Regions from separate parts of the Homo sapiens genome. Here region 1 is linked to region 2. A link is a loop called in an ENCODE intact Hi-C map of the cell type or tissue named here. Cell type or tissue: PC-3. All regions are shown on one strand. Links, peaks and the distances in the headings refer to the core of each region. The heading gives the core; the rest is flanking DNA.

Region 1 (2,914 bases), core at 209-2,708, 590 kb after region 2:
ACATCTCTGGTTGAAGGGCCTTCTCATTAGGAGCAGAAGCCCGCCTTCTAATGCTACAGGCTGTCTGCGCTGGCCCTGACCCTGTCCTGGCCCCACAGAGCCAGGGTGCTTCTTCTGTCCCAGGACAGCTGGGAAAGGAGGTATTCGAAATATTAGAGATATTTTATCTCTCTCTGTGTCCTCTCCCTCAATTAGCCAGCTGCCAGGTGCCCAGCTAGGGTCTGTGGGGGATGCACACACATCTGAACCTGCCTCCACTTACCCCCAAGAGGCCACGTGAGCAATCAGGTGATCGCACAGATTTTTCCAAAGCACTATTACACTTGTCACTCACGTTGAGCTTGGAAGGATCCACATCATCGAGCTGGTGACCTTCCCAAGGTCACTCAGCCAGGTGGCTCTAGGACCTGGAAGGATCTATGGGTGTTAGATGTTAAAACTAGGAGCTTTCTTAGGACCTTTAGGTCAACCTTACCATACAAAAAGGGAAATGAGGCCCAAGGTCATACCTGGACAGTGGGAGGATAGGGCTTCAAATACAGTTATTGGGGCCTTAGATTCCTTGCCTGATGTCTTTTCCTTTATAAAACCACCCCCACCACTACTACCACCACCTGTGGTCACCAATGCAGGAAGAAATACCCAACTGCTTGCTCACTTGAAAAGCGGGACACAGGACTGAGGAGATGCAAATATTTCCAGGAGGGGCTTCACTCAGCATCTGTTGGGAGATCAGGCATCACCGGAGTGAGAAAGTGAGAGAGTTGAGGAGTTTATAGAAATTACAGCAATGTGGCCTACAGAGATAGCTTGGTCTGTAGTGAAAATGAGAGGTAGTTGTGCTTCAAACACGCAGAATCAAGGGTAGCCCTTGAAATATCTTAGCCACCTCCCGGTGTCCCTGACTTCCTTCTCCGTGGCCCCTCCTCCCTGAGGAAGCCCTTGCTGACACCCTTTGCACTGGTGGGTGTCCCTCACCTCACTCCCACAGCTTGTGTGCTCACCTTCTCCCCCTCTATTGCCTACTGCATGCACCCAGGCCTCCCTCCCTAGACTGCAGACTCTTTGAGGGCAGGGGTGAGGCTGACATGTTTCTATATCTGGGTAATATTCTGTAGCTGTCACCAACTCAGCCCCTGCCAGTAGAGGATTCAGCTGCTCTTCACCAAGCAAGACAGAAGGTTGTCTAAGCTTTACTATTCTGAAGGGCCAGGGAGCTTACCACGGCCCGGGTTCATCTTTGGACATCACCAAAGCACCACCTGGTTCATTAGGAGAGGAAGGAATGAAAATGCCCCGTGCTGCCACCTGCTGGTGACTTCCAGCATGGCGCCCTGAGAATCCACTTTGTTCTTTCTACAGAAAGGCTAGGGAAAGGAAGGGATGTTTATGGAGCCCCTGCCAGGTGCCAGTGCTCTACTCTCTAGGTCTCACTTAATCTAGATAACAATTCTGAAGGGCAGGCATTATCTTTCCCATTTTACAGATAGGTAAAGTGAGGCTGAGAGAAGTGTGGTAATACAATGGTAAGTAGGAAGCAAAGATGAGACTTGGGTCCCCATCTACTGACTTCTGGTCCAGTGATTTTTCCAGTGCTTCAAAAACTAATCCAGATGAATGGATCTATAGCTGAGAGATTTCAGTACTGACCAGAAAGATAGAAATAGCATTACGGGTTTCTAGCAACTTCCTTGGTATCCCTGAAATCACACTATGTAACCATTCACCTACTCCATTAATTCTGGCCCTTGAGACATACCCAGAATAAAGATACAGAAAGAATGGTGACAGAAACCTCTCTAGATCTGGAGCCTGAAATCACTTAAAGAAGTTTGGGCAAATGTCCTGACACCTGGGTTGATGCAAGAGGCTAACTTCCTGGTGGTTTATGGAAAAGGTGGCTGAATATTTGAGAAAAAAACGTTATATGCAGCTTCTGAGCCTCAGCCACCCAGCCTGACTCTGGTCACAACTGGATCCCTCAGCCGGATTCCAGACCAAACCCCAAGGCCAGTTACCAAATGACTACTGTCACGGAATGACTCCTAAGGCTGGGCCATGGCTGGACTGAGCCTGGAATAGCCCAGGCTCTGGACTGTGTTCTCCCTCCACTGTACCCAGGCCATGGTGACCCTCCACTCTGGGAAATCTGCCTCCATACACACAGCTAAGCCTTGGTTTGGGGGTGACCTCAGCTAGGCCATGGGCACTGAGGATGGTTACCAGGCTTGGGGCCAGTCCAAGAAAAGATCAGTGGGATGCAGGGTGCAGGGAAGCATAGAGAAGCAGCAAAGAGGCTGGAGTGGACAGGGAAAGGTGGTGATAAACCAGAGCATGGGCCTGGCAGGGAGATGAGAAGAGGAAGGTCACTACGGTACAGTGGGAGAGAAGCCCAATAGCTCAGAGCCTTCAAAGACCTCCTTACCCAACACCAACATTTTGACTCAAAGAAAAAGGAAACTGCCAAGGCCACCTGAGATGTTGGTGGCCGAGACCAGATCAGAACCAAGTGCCTTTTGTCCTCATCCTGAGCTCCTCCACTGCTCACATGGGGAGCTGGATCACTGTGATGTTTCTGTCCTTTAGTCCTGCCCAGCTCACAGCAGCCCTGTGTACTTGTGGGCCACAGATTCTTATCTCCATTTGATGAATTGGGAGACCAAGGCTCATACAGGAGACAAACCTTGCCCAAGAAGAGGGCATGAAACTGAGCAGTGTCTCCTGGCCTCAAGTCCCACCTACTATGTGCCCAGCATTGGGACAGGTACGTTACATGTACACCATCATTTCATTTTCACAACACCCTGGCGAGGTAATGCTGTTGTCCTATTTTATAGATGAGAATGCTAAGGCCCAGAGAAGTTAAATAACTGGTCACAGAGCAAAAAAATAGGAAGGAGAGCAGTGTTTAAAC
Region 2 (2,914 bases), core at 316-2,815:
CCTCTGCCTCCTGGGTTCAAGTGATCCTCCTGCCTCAGCCTCCCAAGTAGCGGTACTACAGGTGTGTGCTACTACACCTGGCTAATTTTCGTATTTTTAGTAGAGATGGGGTTTTGCCATGTTGGCCAGGCTGGTCTTGAACTCCTGACCTTATGTGATCTGTCTGCCTTAGCCTCCCAAAGTGTTGGGACTACAGGTGTGAGACATCATATCCTGCCAAACCCACTGGTAGGTTCTCTTGATGAAAAAAATTCTAAGTTCTGTTTTGCCTGGCAGTCTATCATACATGTATACATAATTTAGTCTTCACAACAACTTTGCAAAGTAGATGACTTAATCTCATAGAACTTTTATTATCATAATGATAGTGAAAGTTTATATTTTCTTACCACTTTTTCTTTGTTCCAGGTTGTGCCAGGTTGTATATAAATAATAAATACTGGGCTGGGTGCAGCGGCTCACACCTGTAATCCCAACACTTTGGGAGGCCAAGGAGGGTGGATCACTTGAGGTCAGATCACTTGAGGTCAGGAGTTCAAGAGCAGTCTGATCAACATGGTGCAACCCCATCTCTACTAAAAATACAAAATGAACCGGGCATGGTGGCAGATACCTGTAATCCCAGTTACTCAAGAGGCTGGGGTGGGTGAATCACTGAAACCTGGGAGGTGGAGGCTGCAGTGAGCCAAGATCGTGCTATTGAACTCCAGCCTGGACAACAAGAGCGAAACTGTCTCAAAAAAAAAAAAAAGTGCTATTGCTAATCCTTACCATAAGACCACAGGTAGGTATTATTATTCCATTTAACAACTAGGAAATCAAGTCTCAGAGATGTTAAGTCCTTTGCCCAAGTTTCGGTAGTTTACACATTTCACAAATCACAGAGGTAGGATTCAATAGTACATCTCACCGACTTCCAAACCCATGATTTTCACTGCGGGAAGTTATATGCCTACAGATTTTTACCTGTCTTAGAGCAGGTGGGATGTGCTTTTCCAAAGGATCCATTTCTAAAAAGGTTAGGAAGTGCATTTCAGAGATGTTATGCAGGGAACTCCTGTCACAGGGAAGGAGGGGATGGACAACGTCCCTCCAGCTCATGAAGTGACTTGTAAACCAGCAGACAGTCCCATTGCTGAGCTCAGAGTCTGATGCAAAGAATATATCGGGAAAGATATTTGTTGAAGAGAGAACTTGTTCTGACTTGGGACTGATTAAATGTTAAAGAAAATACCCTAGGATCTATCAGAGGAGGGGAGGTTACTGTGGTCTGCAGCGGTCAGGAAAGGCAGAGGCAAATTTTGACTCGGGATATGAAAAACTTGCTTACTGCCAGTCATTGACGATAGGGCAGGATCCATCAGGTTGTCATGACAAGTTTTCCCATCACTTATGGGTTTCCAGGAGCAAATTTCTCTTTTCTCCTGAGTATGAACAACCTTTAACAACACTGCAGTGCTAGTTTTGCCTCTAGATGGCACTCATGTACTTTTACAGCTTTTACTGCTTAGCTTCCAAAGAAACAGCACTGGTTCTGTCCAATGTTTTCCCAATTTCTTTTTGTTGTATTTCTCTAGGTCATGGTGTCCATTTACGGTGAATGAAACGCCAGAGGACAGACACATGTTTATTTTATTGATTATTAATTCATGCATGTGTATCTTCTCTGAGGATAAAAAGAATTTGAGGCTGAACGACCAGTCTAGCATCCTGTATTACACATATTTGAGGCAGACAGCACAGGTGCCCTTGAGACAGTCCTTCTGATGCAAGAGGAACTTTCATTCTCTTTGGATCCTTGCACAGAGGGTCAGGCTTTGGACTTTGAGTCTATGAAGGGACAAGATTCTGACACAGCCCTGCCCTGGGGAAAAGAACCAGTTTTGTCTCAAGTGGCAGAGAGGTGGAGGAAATTTGTTTTCTTCAATTCCATATTTATTACTTTTTGTTTGCTCTTAACTATTCTATTATTCTGAGACACATCTAGGTAGACAGGATGGAGGTAAGGCACAATCATAAGCACTGTATTTAGGGAAGTCATGAGAAACTGTGAATTTGAAATTACCAGACAGATGTAACAATCAATAAACTAGGAACATAGGAATTGGAGGCGAGGCAAGGGTTGGTAAAAGATAAATGATATTATCCCAGGTTTTCTAAGCTTGGATAGGGGAGAATGAATTTGAGTTTGGAGTGAGAAGTTCTGGGAATGGGGCTGAGCCTGGGCTAGTTGAATTTTGAGATGGAGCAGAAGCATCTCTCCTTCCTCTGACCTTGCCCAGTATCTTATGACTATGTCTTTACTTAATAAATATACGAGCACCTCTCGTGTTTCAGGTATGGGTAAAGGCATTGAGGAAGTAGCTATGGATGAGGCAAACAAAACTTCTTCCCATGAGCTTGCATGTTAGTAGCAGAAGTAAAAATCCAATAACAAAATCATTTCAGATGATGGTAAATGCTATGAGGATGACAAGATAGAAAACCATAATAGAGAGTGATTGAGATGAGGTTTATTTAGATAGAGAAGTCATGGTAGACTTTTCTGGGGTGATGTTGGAGCTGAAACCTGAACAAAGAGAAGGAACCAGCTCTCTATTGATATTTGCAATTCCAAGGAAACTACAGTTAAAGGCAGTCAACTGCCCTGGTAATATCCTAGAAAGGCTTGAGACTGTATGCATAACAAAGAATGAGAATTAAAAGTGGGGGCCCAGACAGGAGGATGAGTTGAAGCTTTGTACATGCAAGTCGACTTGCATCATATCCCCATGTGCAGAATGGCCTTTAGGCAGTATTTATACCTTGGCAAAAGCAAACCAAACAGGCCATAACTTTGATTACATCAGACAAACAAAATAAAATAAAATAAAATAGAAGTTCCTTTTAAAAAATATTAAAGAAGCCATCTAGG

The links. Hi-C counts contacts between places; a loop is a spot of excess contacts. Peaks named below come from ENCODE experiments on the same cell type or tissue, not always from the same donor. Only the 100,000 strongest peaks of a DNase experiment are listed, where the experiment ranks them.
Region 1: it touches region 2 in a loop (17-fold over the local background); 13 of 110 quality-filtered maps call a loop at or near these places.

What each region holds. Positions count from the first base shown.
Region 1 is chr1:48,695,981-48,698,894 of GRCh38, forward strand. All of the region lies in intron 6 of AGBL4 (AGBL carboxypeptidase 4), which reads right to left. Among named protein-coding and RNA genes, the nearest start is that of BEND5, 79 kb to the right of the region's middle. In PC-3, for the core only: CTCF peaks have their summits at 1,307 (motif pointing left) and 1,518; no DNase peak of the experiment used is centred there.
Region 2 is chr1:48,108,119-48,111,032 of GRCh38, forward strand. All of the region lies in intron 10 of LINC02794 (long intergenic non-protein coding RNA 2794), which reads left to right. It also overlaps the pseudogene SKINT1L. Among named protein-coding and RNA genes, the nearest start is that of LINC02794, 60 kb to the left of the region's middle. In PC-3, for the core only: a CTCF peak has its summit at 1,472 (motif pointing right); no DNase peak of the experiment used is centred there.